2 separate regions of the Mus musculus genome follow, and region 2 is linked to region 1. A link is a loop called in an ENCODE intact Hi-C map of the cell type or tissue named here. Cell type or tissue: heart. All regions are shown on one strand.

Region 1 (8,000 bases):
CAGCAATTCCCTGTCCTCCCCTCAATGAAGAACAAGTCTAGGAAATGGAAACAGTGCCGACTCACACTCAGCATGACCTACTCTGTCAAAACACACAGAAACACACTCGGGCAGAAACAGTAAAAGGCAGTTGACAAACATTAGTGGGAGCCAACACACTTTCTCTACATGGAACTATAGCATGTAAACCCTATTTGAGGATCCAAGAAATACATACTAATACATCAATGTTGAACAAAGGGGTTGTCTTAGATTTGGGTAGCGGACTGGTCATACGTCTAGTATTTAAGAACATATATAAAGCAGCTCCTAGAGATATTTGATGAAAACCAAAAGCTTCTGATTTTTGAATATGCATGTGGGGCTTAGTTGTTACCAGCAAGGCGTGGGAGGGGTGTGGAAGAGGGACAGAGGAGCAGAGGGATTGATTTATTGATTTATTTTTGAGATTCACATTCATGAACACAAAGAGAAGAGCTGTCAGCAACACACATGCCAATGACCAAACAGCAGCGAAACCTGCCTCTTCCCGTCTGGGCGGTCCAGACACAAAATGACATCTCACGAGCAAGGAAATTCAGATATAAGGGAACCAGTGAGAGAGAAAAACAGACCTGGAGTACAGTTTGCAATTGTAATGTAGTTAGACACTGAAGGGTACCAGTCAATCAAAACTAGAAAAAGAAATGGCAAGCCTTAACACAGACTGGCTCCGAGTCTCCTCCCAGTAGACAATAATAATAAGAGAAAATTAAGTTTGAACTAGAGACAAGAAGACAAACACAAGGCAAGTGGTTCTGTTCAGATGAGTTGTAAGTTCCTAAGGGATGAGAAGGGTGATATGCCAGGACCTCTTCCAAAGCAGCTTTCTCAGGCTTACTTCATACAGACACAATAGTCCCTCTCTAGGTCATTGATAAGACTGCATCCAAAGGCACATGTAATTCTCTGCACTGAGAAAATGCTGAACCAGGAAATTTCTTTAAAATAACAAGATTCACAAGTATTTTTCCTGTAGTTAGGATACTAGAGGTATTAACAGTGACTCTTACATAAGTATAATTTTTGAAAGATGTGCATAGCTAAGCTAAAAATTGATCAAAGATGATTTCTATCATAAACTCATGGTCAGAATCAATTGTGGTGAAAATGGATGACTAGTGGAAGAACTCTCTCTCTCTCTCTCTCTCTCTCTCTCTCTCTCTCACACACACACACACACACACACACTCCTTGCTGAACAGCCTATACTTGCTGAGAAGAGAGTTCTAAGAGTTTAAAAGCCATAAAAGCTGAAACTCTGGCACTGGGCTACCATAATTTATGATGATTACACCCCAGGTTGCTGCACCATGCTCTACAGTTGACAGTGCACATAAATGACTTCACTTGATCTTCATAAAAACTATGTGGAAAGGTCAGGACAGGTATTATTATCCCCATTTTATAGATGAGAAAGCTGAGTTTCCAAGTGAGACTGGTTTTGTCGGGTTTGGGTTCTACAATAAGCTTGCTTCCACAGTGATACCAACATTAACAGCTACACAGCCTAGTAAATAGACTGGAGTAGCAGACTGGTTTCCCACACTTCAGTTTTCCTGGATAGAATACAGATAAAAGTGTCATTTTCAGAGACTCAAGTAAAAGGTAAAATGTATAGATAAAGTCGTGGCCTTAAAGATGTTTACTGTGGAGCACTTTTACACTTGAACTGCAGACAGAAAGGAGAAGGTTGCACTCTGAAAGTGTTAAATGTGTGACTGAGACACACACAGAGATCCAATGTATATATGACATACACACATTCCCAACTACACTATCCTCCCAAATGTGTAGTTATGTTTCCTACATTAACAGCCACAGAGTACTCCTGGAAAGTGGTGAACCACCCTTGGTGATCATGTTATAAAATGCATATATAGTAGGATGAAGTACTTTAGAATTTAGAAAATATGTCTCTTCAGCTCTTTAAAGCATGTTCATTTAAATGCCTCCAAAAGTTCCTCATTTAAAATAGAATAGTGGGAAGGGGGGAAGCAAGGAACAAAACAAAGCACTTCCAATTTCTTGTCCCTAGTCAATGCTTTTTTTTTTTTTTAACAAATATGCCATAGAGTTTAATGGCATTACAATACCAAATGATTTATGACAGCCAGAAGAAAAGAGATGTCTACAAAAACCAACTTTCAATCTCTGGAGAAAAACAGATAGGTGCGCAATCTGACTTTAAACTCAAGAGATAAAAGGCCTTCATTTGTGGGCAAACATAAGGATGAGAGCCAGATCTGTGGAGCCTGCATTCATTATAAACTCCCAGAAACAAATCTGCACAGTGTGATGAGGCACTCTCGGTACACAGTGATTAAATGATAAATAACATTTTTAAAGAGAAAAAATTCTCACATGTTGAAAATCTATCCATCAGCTGCTAAGACATCACTAGTCTCCAGTTCTAAATACATGTGTTTAATCATGTAACTGGTAAAGTTCAATTAACAAATAACATGCCTCCTCAAGCAAGGCTCTCCGTGAAGCGACAAGCACCGTGTAGAAATCAATACTCCCTCCAACTTGCTGCATATAATGAGTTACATCAAGCATGGTTCCAATACTAACAGCATTGTATGGCAGAGACACTCGGTAACGCGGAAACCAGAAAATTAAATTAAGTCGTCGGAATTCATTGCATAGAGCTGGTGCCTTCTGCACACCACCCCACACACGGTCTTTCCTTTGCCTGCTACCATTTCATAGTCTCTGCCTACGAGGAGGATACACTCAAGCTCCAGACTCCGAGGTCTAACTCCTAAAGGGGAGGGGGAAAGAAAAGCTAAGGGACGATTTGCTCCGGAAAACATCATGGTGAGTGTATTTCCAGGAAATCGAGCAGTCTCAACAATGAAACTATCAAGTACAAAGTAAGTTCTGTCTTCCCATCCTGCTGGTTCAGCCAGGAGCGCGGCTGTCGCGTTTCCCGTCACCCTCTGGCCACTCTGTGTTTCCACAAACACTGGGAACCAAGGCAGCAGCGGATGCGCCCTCCAACCTTGCTGGGCTGGGTGGGTTAACCAGAAAAGTTGTAAAGCCTTGTGGGAGGCAGAGGCTTAAACCTGGGAGCCCGCTCCCCAGCGTCCACCTGGTGAAACTTCAGAGCCGGCAGATACATAGAAGCCAGCGACCTACAGGCAGGATATCAAAACTGGACGGGAACAGAGACCACCAGTCTGAAAGACCCGGAATCCTGGGACTTATCTGAGCGGTTTTACTTAGAACTCAAAGGGATAGCCTGGAATATCGCATCACGTCTCACTCCTGGGTTGTCCAGGAGAACAGCGAACGTTCCCAGCCCAGGTCACCCAGGCGGACTCAGGGTGGTGTGGAGCCAGATTTGAGCTTTGTGGTGGCTTCGCCCCATAAATAGGGTAAGCCTTCCGGGAATGGGAGCCCAGAACTCGCTGCCCAGGACAGCTCTGAATCTACCCTTAGAGCTACATTTACAAACGTCGTACGGACTCTGCCAATGTATACATACAACGTGCTCCACGCTGTGTGCTCTGTAATCTATCCAGGAGCAACTCTGAACCCTCAGCAGAGGAGGAAGGAGCCTCCAGGAGGCACCGGGAAGTAGCTGGACAATAGTCAGAGGCGGTTATACCCGGGACAAAAAGCACCTGGCAGAACACACCGAGATCGGTCCCTATGTGTCTCCACAATTCTCACAAAGACTTCCCGGGGAAATTTTGAACAGTCTGGCGACAGAGAGCCACTAGCCAGCTCAGCGAGCCATAAAATCGTGGTCCCGGGAGCCCTAAGTACTTTTTCTTCCTCACTTCCCTAACTAATGCTGTGGACTGCTCCCGACTCCCAGGCAAAAAGAACACCCAGGAAAAGCAAGGTCGCCACACACTCCATCCAGCACACCCTGGGCTGTCTGCGCGCCGGACTAGCCTCAGAAACAATGGGTCGAGAACGTAAAAGTTACCTGCGCACGGGGGCGCACAGCTCTTGGCCCTGCGTCCCGCCTGACACAAACTCCCAGGACAGACCTAGCTCCAACCTGCACCACCACCACCCCCGCCACCTTAAGCGGACGCCCCCTGGATCCCCGAACCCAGCACCAGCAATCAGTCAGTCCTTCCTGCCTGAGTCCAAGACTGTGGACAGACACAGACCACCCCCAACCTCTCACCTGCTGAGAACTGGCCAAGGGCCGACCCCAGGAGAGGCCACGGGTACAGAAGCCAGAGAGCTACAAAAGCAGGCAACGCAGCGGCCGCCACATCCATGGCGAGTTTGGGAGAAGTTTCAAGCAGCTTTGCAAAGAGCCTCCGGGGGAATCGCGGTGAAATCCGCCAGCCAGCAGCCCGCCCGGCCTCGTCGGGGGGCTCGCGGAGACGCCGCGGCCACCCGCCAGCACTTTCGTCCTTGCGCAACGTCGGCCAACTACCTCGCGGGCGAAAGCGTCTCCAGCGTCGCCCGCCAGCCGCGGCCGCCGCTCTCCATGCTAGGCAGAGGCTGCTCAGGGTAGTCCAGAGTTAGTTTGCTCTGGGAGGGACGGGGGCGGAGCCTGGGGTGACGTCGCCCCGCGGGCTCCGGCAGCTTCGGAGGAATGCGGGCTCCGGTGCGCGCCGCCGCCACTGCCGCCTCCTGCTAGGGAGACGCGCGCCAGCCGGGCCGCGCGCCCCGCGCCCTGCGCCCCGCGCCGCCTTTGTTCGCCACCTGGGCTCGGTGGCCGCGCGGCTCTCTGGCGGCGAGCGGGAAAGGGGGACCTGGCGCAGCTCCCTGCCGGATCCCTGAGATTCAACTCTGAGAGGCAGAACTGTGGGCGGACGACGGAGGAGGCGCCCGAGGAGAGGTGTCCTGGGGTTCTGTCCCCAAGGTGGCGGTCCCACCAGAGCGGCTGGTGGTAGGAAGAAAAGGGAGCGTAGATGTGACCTTTAAAACGCCGACCTGCACTGAAATTTCACTCTTCCTTATTGATAGGATAAGGAATAAGGCTCCCTACCCCATTGAAAACTTACTCTCGTTTGTTCACGAAATAAATAAAACTTGGACCAAAATAAAATGTTGGGTAAGTTTCCAGTGTGAACAGCTGGCGTGCCTCGTTTCTGGTTTATTTGTCATTGGGAAGCTCCCAGCCGCTCAGCCTTCGCATAGCCTGGTGGAGTAGAGCAAGACTTGGTTTTGTTTTGATTTTTACTGTCTTGTAGCTATATAAGAAATAAGTATTTAATAAAAGGAGTTTATCCCAACAATGAGCACAGCATGGTTGCTCCGAAGGAACCCAATGCTGTGTGCTGTGTTACAGGCAGGAAGTCAGTTTTGCTACCTTAGCAGCTTGGTGTGATTTCTCCAAATGCCACCTTCACTTGCTTCTGTAGCAACGCTGTATAGTTGCTTACTTTTACTCATGTCTGCAAATTATGACACATGTAAGTATGACCAAAACTGAATAAGCCTAACTTTTTTTTTGAATTTTGATGCTATATATGCAACTGCTAATAATAGCCTTGATTGGCACCTGTCAGTCACTCAAAATGTCTTTAGCCTTTTAAAATCAAAATGAAGTGAAATTCAATTTAATACAGCATTCTCATCATTAACCGAGCCACATATTTCTGTAATTAATACATGCTGTTATGACTAGGTTTGGAATAGATGCAAGTGACTGTATACTACACACACACACATCTATGCACATATATTATACATATTGATGAAGAAGGGAGAAAATGGGTTTCTTTTTTATTTGCTGAGGATAGAAAGTCCGTTACGCTACAGCCTTGATGACTGCTCATTAGTACCTGTAACAAGCCCAACACTTGTCAATTCAGTTCAGCATAGTTCAGTCATCTCCCTCTGGGTACAATGTCAATGTTCCTTAGCTCATTAACCTATAACTTTAAGCACACTCTACCAAGGGTCCTTATTTCGTACACTAAAGAGCTTTATTAGATCACAGGTAACCAAAAACCTATTATTTTCTTTTCTGAAGACTTAGCAAAACTTTCTAAAATTAGCAGTAATTTGCCAGAGTAAAGGCAAAGGAAACTTGTCTGTCCATATATGAATTTGTCTGTCTATTCTTGCATGAAAAATGTTCATCACTTGGCAATTTGTTTGAGTAAGCATGCAAACGAAGCCCTTCCGAGACCTACAGATAGTGGATAGAACCTCACTTCTTGTCATAGTCATTCCCGGAGTCAAGGGATAAAGAATTTGGTTCATTTTCTCTATGGTAGAGAAATAACAGTACGAAAATGCTGTGAGGGTGCCTAAAGTGTACCAGGCATCTTAAATGGACACTACCACAGTTAGGAATCAAGTTCAGGTAAGAGTCTTGTGGTACACATACAAGGAAACAAGACTAGGGAGAAAGTAATTTACCCAAACAAGGGAGGGGAAAGGAAGACAGAGAAGGAAATCCTTAAAAGGAATTAATAGAGATGCCATCTCAATAAAACCAGAAAAAATGCAGTAACATTTTGGGCAAGCAACTTGGAGCTTTATCCTTAGGGCTCATAACAAACATGGACTAGGGGGCTTAGAATCACTTTAGTAGTAAGTTGGTCTTGAACCTGCCACTCTCCTACCTCAGCATTTTTTTATTTTAAGAAAACAATGAAATGTTCATATTCTTTTATCTAGTTGCTGTCCAAACACTAACACCAAATATATATTTTAAAAAATGTTTTAGGAACTAAGATATTTACAAAAAAAATGTGAAAATAATTAAATGTCTACTTACAAGCCAACTCCATTTATAAAGCGTGTTACTTAGTAGATGTCTTTCATAATATACAAAATGGAATTTTATGGAGAAAGGAAACTGCAGAGGGAAGAGAGTTTATGATCAAACATTGGGGAAGGTTAGCTGAAGACAATATAAACTTTCAGGTTAGAGAGAAAAAGCCTGGGGGTTATAGAGAGGGTTTAATGGTTAAGAGCCCTTTCTGCTCTTCCAGAGTTTGGCTCTTAGGGGCCATGTCAGAGGGCTAGCCACCTCTAACTTCAGTTCCATCATTCCTGACACCCTCATATGGATTCATGGAGCACCTGCATTCACAGTGCCACACCAGGACATACAGACACACAGACACACACTCCACACGTACACGCACAAGCGAACACACATGTATACATTACTAAAAATGAAATCTTTTTTTTAAAAGAAGAAGAAAAAACCTGGAGAGGGAAGGCTGGTGGTGAAGGCTGTAAGGCTGTGTGGATAAATTTAGTATCAACAAATGACACACTCAAAGTGGGTAATATGGTAAAGTCTATGTTCTATGTAATGTATTACAATAAAGCCATGACATGACATAATTCTACAGTCAAGAACAAACAAAGAAACATCTCTCTTCGAGCTGGAGAGATGGCTTAGCAGTTGAGAGCAGAGGCTGCTCCTTCAGAGACTCAAATTCAATTCCTAGCACCTACATGGTAGCTCACAACTATCAGTATTCCAGCTCCAAGTGACTTGACACCTTCACACAGACATAAATGCAGGCAAAACACCAATGCAACACAAGACATAAAAGACTAATTAAAACAATCAATGTCAACAACAAGAAAACATGAGCTTGGCATAGCTCAGTGGCAGAACAGTCCTCTGGCAAGTTCAAATCCCTGCATTCCAGATTCAATGTCACAGGGGGGAGAGTAGTATTAATTCAATTACCAGTTAACTTAGCTTTGTTAAGTTTTACAGCTGCACATACCTATATTCCTGGAATGTTTTTGTTTTGGGTGGTGGTGGTCCTAATTTATTTTTTTATTTTTTTGCTACATAGTTGGTTGTAGTCAATGGAAAGGTCACTAGCTTCATTTGGGTTTTTTGTTGCTGTTATTTTTGTTTTGTTTTGTTTTGTTTTGTTTCTGGCTTAGAACTCACTTGTAACAATCTTTCTAGGATTGCTGGTCTGGGGTTGCCCTTTGAACCATAAAATGTCTTTTATGCTTGCTGATTTACCACCTATTAGCTACAATCATGAACTTAG
Region 2 (8,000 bases), 93 kb after region 1:
GAAATGTAAATGAGCTAAATACCTAATAAAAAATGGAAAAAAAAAAGATTAGCACGCTAACAGCTAGCTAAATAGCCAAGATCCAGTAACTGCTAAGATCCCTTGTGAGCATTGGGGTGTCTGCACCCTGTTGCAGGAAGGTGTAGTAGCCTTTCTTTATGTCTGTAATTTTCCCAAGGCTGGTACCTGAGTCATATCTTTGGCTCTTCAGGTTTCACACTATTGGTTTGTACAATGTCCCCATCTCTGTACAGCAGATTGGAATGTTGCTGTTAGTACATTGTGAAAGGATACATTTTTTCCCCAGAAAGGACCTAAGTGATAGAGCTATAAACAAGGGTAAACTGCAGTTGAAAAAAGTCCCTTAAAAGGGTTTCCTATAACTTCCTATCAAAATATAAACCAACAGAGTAGAGTTTTGACCTGGGCACTGTCCACTCTCTGTCCCCCTGGTTCTTCTTTGAGTCACTTTTTCTCATGTCCACTTGGTCCTAATTGAGACCCTTCCCATACTAGATTCCATAGTATTCTTCTGGCAGCAGACAGAAGCATTTGATTTCATCTCCCAGTTCTTCAGTATTGTTTTCTTCAGCACAAGACTAGACTCCTTCCTGTTTCATCCCAAATGTCAGGGTTGAGTTGTTCCACTCTTGGACAGCTCTCTTCATTATGATTATCAGTGTTAATGCTCCATCATTAATCCTTGTGGGCATAATGGAGTCTCCCCACTGAATGGATGGGAAGGGTTACCATGGAAATATGTTTTTATCACTGATTCACTGCAACTGGTAGAACCGATGAACCACATCCTGTTTCCCAGTTGTACAGGGTGAAGTCACAAAGTTGGCATCTCTTATATGACCAAATAAATAAACAGAAGCTCTAAAATCTATGCCAGGGAAACATTCTTCAGACTCAGAGCAATGATACAGTTTACAGTGTATTTAAGTGGGTGATGCCATGCAATTACTGCTGAGAACTGTTAGTAGAGCACACAGAAAACATTACCTGTTTCCAGTTCTGGTTTCTATGTGGTGGTATCATGGAAATTACATAAAATGCCCACCTAAAAACGAAACACCTGCACGTTCACATTTGAGACCCTCCTTTGCAGGGGTTGGTGTAGTCTATCAACTTGCAGTAAACTAAAGAGTATATATTAATATATATCAATCTCCCTATATCTATTTATATTGGTTATTCAATTTTCAAAAGTAATAGGTTGATCCATATGGAAAAATTACACTTGTGGGTTTTCAGATCTATCATCTAATGCATTACAGGAAGGCAGAGTAGCAGCGTTTCCTCCATGGATATGCAAGGAGGAACAGCTTTCTGTTTTCACCATCCCATCTCCTTCCTCTGGCAGCTGTCAAACCTATAGCTTTCCTGCCCTGTTACTTTTCTCTAATAAAATTGTCCTCCAGCTTCTCTCCAAGTTTCTTCTAGATTCTTTTGCTAATGACATTAACACCCAAAGAGAACCCTGACTTCCCCAGGGACACCATCATTTCTGTGTTTGATCGGGCCCAGGTTTGGGATTTTTAAAAACTGATCACTGTACTTATTACAAAACATTTATGATATTTGAAAATAGATATAAGCATAATAAAATTGTGACTGGATTTTATGAATCAAGACAATTTATCTTTGCTCCTGAATAGAAAAATCAATTTGAACTATTCTAGTAAACCATAGAGTTTCTTTTATTATTCCTGAAGTCTAAATGTTCTGGGCTTTACAAACAAATGACGAACGTATCCAGGAAAATCAAATGAAAACCACAAAATGCCAAAGCTTTGCATCATTGCTAATTCTGTCACATGTCTGGAATGCATGTCAGGTATATTCATCTAGAACACTTCTCATCTTGTTGGCAACATGTGCAAATTAGATGACGTGCTTCTGCTCCAAGGCTCAAAGCCACGCATTCAAAGACTGCTCTTTTCCTTTGAAGGATTCCATTCCCATTTGTATTAAACCTTTGATTTCAAAAGAGAGGTCTTTGGAAATGCAGGCAGTCTAGGCACAGTTGTAGCGCTGAGCCTCTTCATTCTAGGCCTCAGGGAAGAATGAGTCTTAGAGTACCTGTCCCCTCCAACATCACCTAGAAGGGCCAGTGGTTGGGGAACTACCACCGTGAAGGTGAAACAACTAAACTAATCTTACTGCCCATCTCAAAAGACTTCAGAAAGGAAAGGCAACATAAATCTTTCAAAGAAAGATTGCTGAATGGATTTAGAGGAAGCAAAGTTGTTATTAGTGGAGAGTTGACAGAGCAAATCACGTGTTAAGAAAGCATGCCTCAAAACAAAGACAGTCGGAGCTTCAAGGAAAGACACAGACTAATGGAACTGTGAAAACATGAGCTGACACAAGGCCACCTTCAGGCTGTAGCTTTGGATTCATTCTGGTGGAATTGTCTAATCTAGGTGGGCATTACTTTGAGCCCATGGCCGTAATTACCCTCTCATGGTCATCCCAGGAATCTAACGTCCATGTTTAAATCACAAAGGACTAGGTCTGGAGAAAAGGCATGGAAGGACATTGAGATCGCTCTCTTTACCCCATGGCTGGCTGCTGCCAAACCTGCTCAGCACTCTCATATTTCTGCAACTACCTGGAGTGCACTGTTGCAATCCCATGCTCAGCTGTGGTTACCTTTCCCTGGAGCTCAGTAGAATCTATGCGAGAAGGAAGACACCAGACAATCTTAGTTTAGAGGCAACAGATAACACAACTGCTGGGTACAGAACCTAGCATTCTGTTTATCAACTATTCTATGTTAGAAATCTTCCAGTGGCAAATGACCACCTGAACTAACAGCCCCTGGCCTTCTACATTATGACTCCTTGATCCCACAGTCCAATAGGAATTTCCTTCCTTCTGCCTTCCCTCTTCCTCTCTCAGAACTGGAAGTCCCACCTTCTTCTCTCCCAGTGATTGGCTTCTTGCATTTATTATTCTAATCAATTAGGGGAAAATTCTGCTACAGAAAATAAATTGTTTATGGGAATCTTGGAAATGGTGAGAGCCCTGAACTTGAGTGGGAAGAAAGGAAAGTTGTTTCCAAAGCTGGTCTTAAAGATTCACACTTTAATCATTATAAACACTTTTATGTTTATGAGTGAGAAACCACACACATTCCTTTAATAAACAAAACTGAAACCATTCTACAGTCTGGGGAGAAACTCCAAGCCTTACTCATGTTTTTATGTGGTGTTTCTTTCAGGACTGATATGTTAGTGCCAAGGAACTTGCACAAGGGTCTCACCAAAACTTCTCCCCATTCCTGATTCCCACCTTTTTTTGGGAGAGGGAAAGTTCCCTCATTTTGAGCGTGTAAGATATTTAATATAATGAATGAAACCCCTCCCTCTCCTTTCCTGCAATTTGTCAGAAAAGAAGGTGTATTAATATCTGCTCTTTGACATTTAAGAAGGAGCCTGCCCCAGCATAGCAGGGGGCCAGCAGCTTCCTGGTTATCACAATGAACAATAGAGGCGAAACATTTTCCGGTTGGAGGGTGGCAGCCTAACAAGCTCATGGTGTCCAGTGCTGCTGCCAGTCCTCTAGAGCAGGAGTTATATAGGAAGATTTGATTTGTTCAATATGGGTGCTAGGAACTGAATTTGGATACTTTGGAAGTGCAGCAAGCACTCTAAACCACTGAGCCATATCTCCAGTTCCTTTAATTTAATTTAAAAACATTGAAATAGATTTCAAGTATCCAGATTGGTCTTGAAAAAAATTATTGAGCCAAGGATGGCTTTGAACTGGTCTTCCTGCCTTCCCCTCTTCAGGGTTGGAATTACAAGTATGTGCTTGGTTGATTTGGCAGCCTTGTGTACACTGGGCAAACACTCTACCAACTGAGCTAGATTCCAAGGCCATGGGAGCATTTTATTTTTATTCACTTTATCTCTCCCTTCCCAGTCTTATGCTCACATAACCTGTCCCCCATCATTACCTCCAAAGAGAAGGGGAAAACCCCCATGGATACCAGTCTGCCCTGGGCCATCAAATCACAGCAGGACTAAGTATATCTTTTCCCACTGAGGCCAGACTGGGCAGCCCAGCTAAGGAAAGGGGATCCAAAGTTAAGCAACAGAGTCAGAGTCAGCCTTCACACCAATTGTTAGGGGACGAACATGAAAATAAAGTTCATATCTGCTATATGTGTGTAGGGGGCCTAGGTCCAGCCCATGCATGCTCTTTGGTTGGTGGTTCTGTCTCTGTGAGCCTCCATGAGTCCTGGTTAGTTGACTTTGTAGGTCTTGTGGTGTTCTTGACCCTCTCAATCCTTTCACCAATTCTTCAACAAGTCTTTCTGGGTCCAATTTTTAAAACTAAAGCTTTGTAAAGATAATGGCAACCAATAAGAGAAGGAGACTGGAATAATCATTAAGGACCTGAACTTGGTGTGGAGTTCTCTTAATCTATAGTACACTGCAATAGTATTAAACAAGTTTGCTACCACATCTCTTAGAAAATAGAACTTTGGTTGTCAATGCTGACATTTCTTTCTTCTATTTCCTTATTGCTTTTGTCTGGAATCTATTGCCAGGAGAAAAATAAACAATTTAATAATGTGCTAGGACATTCTGCCAAAATACTCTCTAGAAAGCTTTACTCCATTTATCCTGCCGTTAAAAGTATGTAAGCATGTAATTTGAATTCTCATTGTAAAGAGTAGGCCACTGAGAGTTTCCACATTTTATTTTACCCAGGACCAGCTATGGCATCCATTGTAGCAATCAACTCCCAAACTTTAGTAACACAGAACAACTTGGGCTTATATCTTGCTCAGAGCCACCTACCTTTTTCAGTGAGATGGATACCCTGGTCTGTATGGCCCTCCTCTGAAATCCTATTTAGAATAGTTCTAGAGGATTTGGAATTTACTATTTCATATTCTGGCTCCTGCGTAAAAATATCATTTATGTTCACAGCCCCATTAGTCATAAAAAAAATCACATGAATCATTAAGTCTTGTTAGGAATATAAATCTAATATGCATCAAGGGGAGGGAGAGAGATTGAATTTCATGGCCATTCCTGTGCCGTGTGTGTGTGTGTGTGTGTGTGTGTGTGTGTGTGTGTGTGTGCGCACCTTTCTCTGGTAAGAGAGGTCAAGCAATGGTCTTTTGTGAATTACTCATTGATGTTACTCTTGTTATGTATATTAAGCTGGATATGTTGGTAGGGCTTAGTAGAAAAGTTGAACAATTTAAATCATTCTCACATAATGAAGCAAGGATCATCTACTACCTCTGTTCTTCCCCTTCCCATTTCCCACCTACATAGTTTCACACAGCAAACAATCTGGGAGCAGGTAGTGGGTGGTCACCTGGTGCAAAACTCACTCCAAGCAACATGTCCTATAATGTTTCCAAATAGAGACATGGGCCATTAGCAATATGTGGTGATCTATGATTGACTCGTTGTACAATAGAAACTGTCAGTGTGCAAGATTTATACTGACAGACAGCTAGTTTTCCAGGAGGCACCTCTCAGTTGCAAGGGACAGAACTTTAGCTTGAATTAGTGGGAAACCCACACATGTACTGCCTCAAGTGAAAAGTGCAGCCTTTTCTTACGTGCAGCTTGGCCAAAAAGGTGGCATCAAATAATATCATCTGAAATCTCCTTCCATTTTCACCTGTCATGCTTGTTTTGGTCTGTGTTCATTTTAGTCCCCAAAGAGCTTTTCTCCATGTGGCTGTCAGGGGAAGCTCCGCAGTTATGTATATGGGCTTCAACCTGTATCAGTCTTAGAATGTTGAACTTCAGGAACTAGGACCCAACCTTCTTTACCCACAACAATTAAAGGAGTCAATTCCCAAATAAAACTTTGTATATTTTGAAGTACAATGTCATGTTTATGTATATAATATGATAATTAAGCAAGCTAATCAATTAATTTATTAACTTGGTCACTCCTTTTTATGGTAAGAACATTTACACTTTCTCTTAGTTATCTTGAAATATGACACACTATATTGCTGAGTAGGCTCACTGTATTGCTCAGTAGATCTAAAATATTTTTTTTATTCATGTTTTCTAGCTGATGGTTTGGCTAACATCTCCTTATTATCCGCTCTGCCCAAGCTATGCATACTACTCTATTCTGTACAAATTAACAAAGCAGTGGTGATTCCTGCCGCTCTGGTTATGACTAAACTCATAACTTGTAGTGAGTTTGGTGATAGGGGAAGTCCCTTCTTTGTTTACCTAATCACCAACTCTAACAGCAATCCTCCAAAGGAAAAGAGGCTTGAAACTGCACAAGTTCCCATAAACACAGAGTAAACTACCTGCCTGGGTCTAAATGTCATGTTTTCTACAGAATCATTCTGGAAGAGATGAATTATTGACGACAGAACTCTTGTTAAAGTTACTCAAAACATCTTCAACATCAGTCTCAACATCCATAATTTGGCTTAGGTTGGATGGATGCTGAGCACACTTCGTAGGGCTCTGCAGTGAGTCATATCTTAATTGGATCCTATCTGCATCAATGCATTGCCTAGATTACTTCAGAGTCTGTTTTGGTGCTTGTTCTTCCTCTACAACTTGGCAATAATAATAGTACTATTTTTTGCTTGTGTGTATTCTTTATGTTAATTTATGTAAAAGTCTTACCACACTGCTTAATGAAGTAATAGAAAGAGTAGACTCTGCCTATTATCATCCTACAGCAACTACTACAACTTGGCAATCCACACTGTGATGACCTGATTTCATCTAAGTCATTTAGAGTTCTGAATTTAGCTCTACTATTATCTTTGAACTTTATCATAGACATGAAAATGAGGGCAATGACATGAAAGATTTCAAGTACGCCCTGAAGCAGATTGCAGGGAGAGGAGAAACTGGATTTTCCAGCATGCATATGTCGCAGTGTTGACTATGTTGAACTTGAGGTGCTTGCATGATGACAAAATGGAGACGTCTCATTTGCAATTCTATTCTGTACATAAGGACGTACTCAGGTTTGGAGAAAATCCTGCAAAATTCATTTGCAAATGTCAGAGAGTCCAAAATGCTCAAACTGAAGAGTGGTTTGTGTACGCTTTCTTCCTTTGCAGAATTTAATATGGCATAGACAACTTTACTATCACAATATAGTTTTGAAAGCCTTTCTTTAAATAATGAAGAGCTATCTAGAAGCTGTATTTTAAGTTTTTATGTGAGAAATGTAAATAAATAAATAAGTTAATTAATTAATATTGAGAACTGACTACCTACTTGTACATGGATCATGTTACACGGGTTCCCCATTTCTCTGGGCTTCCTGTTTCCAGTCAAAGCTTTTGAACATTGAATCCAATCAGGCATAACTGAGGTCCTGATGATGTTCACAGCCAAGGCTATAGAGACAGAGGAAGCTGCTATGCGAATACACAAGGAAAGAGGCAGGGTTGGAAGGGACAGTGGGAAAGGAATTCTGAAGGAAGTCTAGAAGAAACATGGCCAACAAGGAAAGTAGTAAGCATTTTTACCAGGGCCAAAGCAAGAGATGGGGCTAATTGGAGGGAATGGCCAAACTTTAACATCATAAAGAAAAGTATAGGTTGAGTGAACATGATATATTAATCTTGCCAATGAGAAGATCATCCTTGTGGTGGGACAAAGGAGAGGAAAACTTTCCTCTGTTTTACAAACATTGAACTTGTTTAATGTGATAACTGAATGGGGATTTTTGAGATGGTTCTTTGCTTGTCTTTCAAATTGCAGAATAAAAATGTGTTTTACTGACTTAGTAGGAAGACATCTGAGTGAAAATTCTTGCAAAGCAGTGAATAATTGATGGGGTTTACTAATAGTAAGACTGACTCAGGAAAAATTTACATCTATGCAGGAGATTCTTAAGACTTGCTAGTCTTGAGATGTATACATTGTGGGTTATTGTAACTCCAAAAATTTTTAAATCACTTAGTAATCAATTCTTCCTGTTTTTAATACAGATTTCTTTTTATAGTCTTCCAATTCTTTCCC

What was found. Peaks named below come from ENCODE experiments on the same cell type or tissue, not always from the same donor. Only the 100,000 strongest peaks of a DNase experiment are listed, where the experiment ranks them.
Region 2: a loop joins it to region 1, with 2.2 times the contacts of the local background. A loop is called at or near these places in 2 of 42 quality-filtered maps.

The regions. Positions count from the first base shown.
Region 1 is chr10:28,071,367-28,079,366 of GRCm38, reverse strand. Ptprk (protein tyrosine phosphatase, receptor type, K) reads right to left here and starts at 4,547. Exons shown (of 32, transcript NM_008983.2): 1 at 4,190-4,547. The coding sequence starts at 4,286. In heart, CTCF peaks have their summits at 919, 3,122 and 4,778; DNase peaks (open chromatin) are centred at 3,036, 3,626 and 4,576; H3K4me3 peaks cover 3,587 bases; H3K27ac peaks cover 2,938 bases.
Region 2 is chr10:27,978,078-27,986,077 of GRCm38, reverse strand. No RefSeq gene overlaps it. Among named protein-coding and RNA genes, the nearest start is that of Ptprk, 93 kb to the left of the region's middle. In heart, no CTCF peak of the experiment used is centred here; no DNase peak of the experiment used is centred here.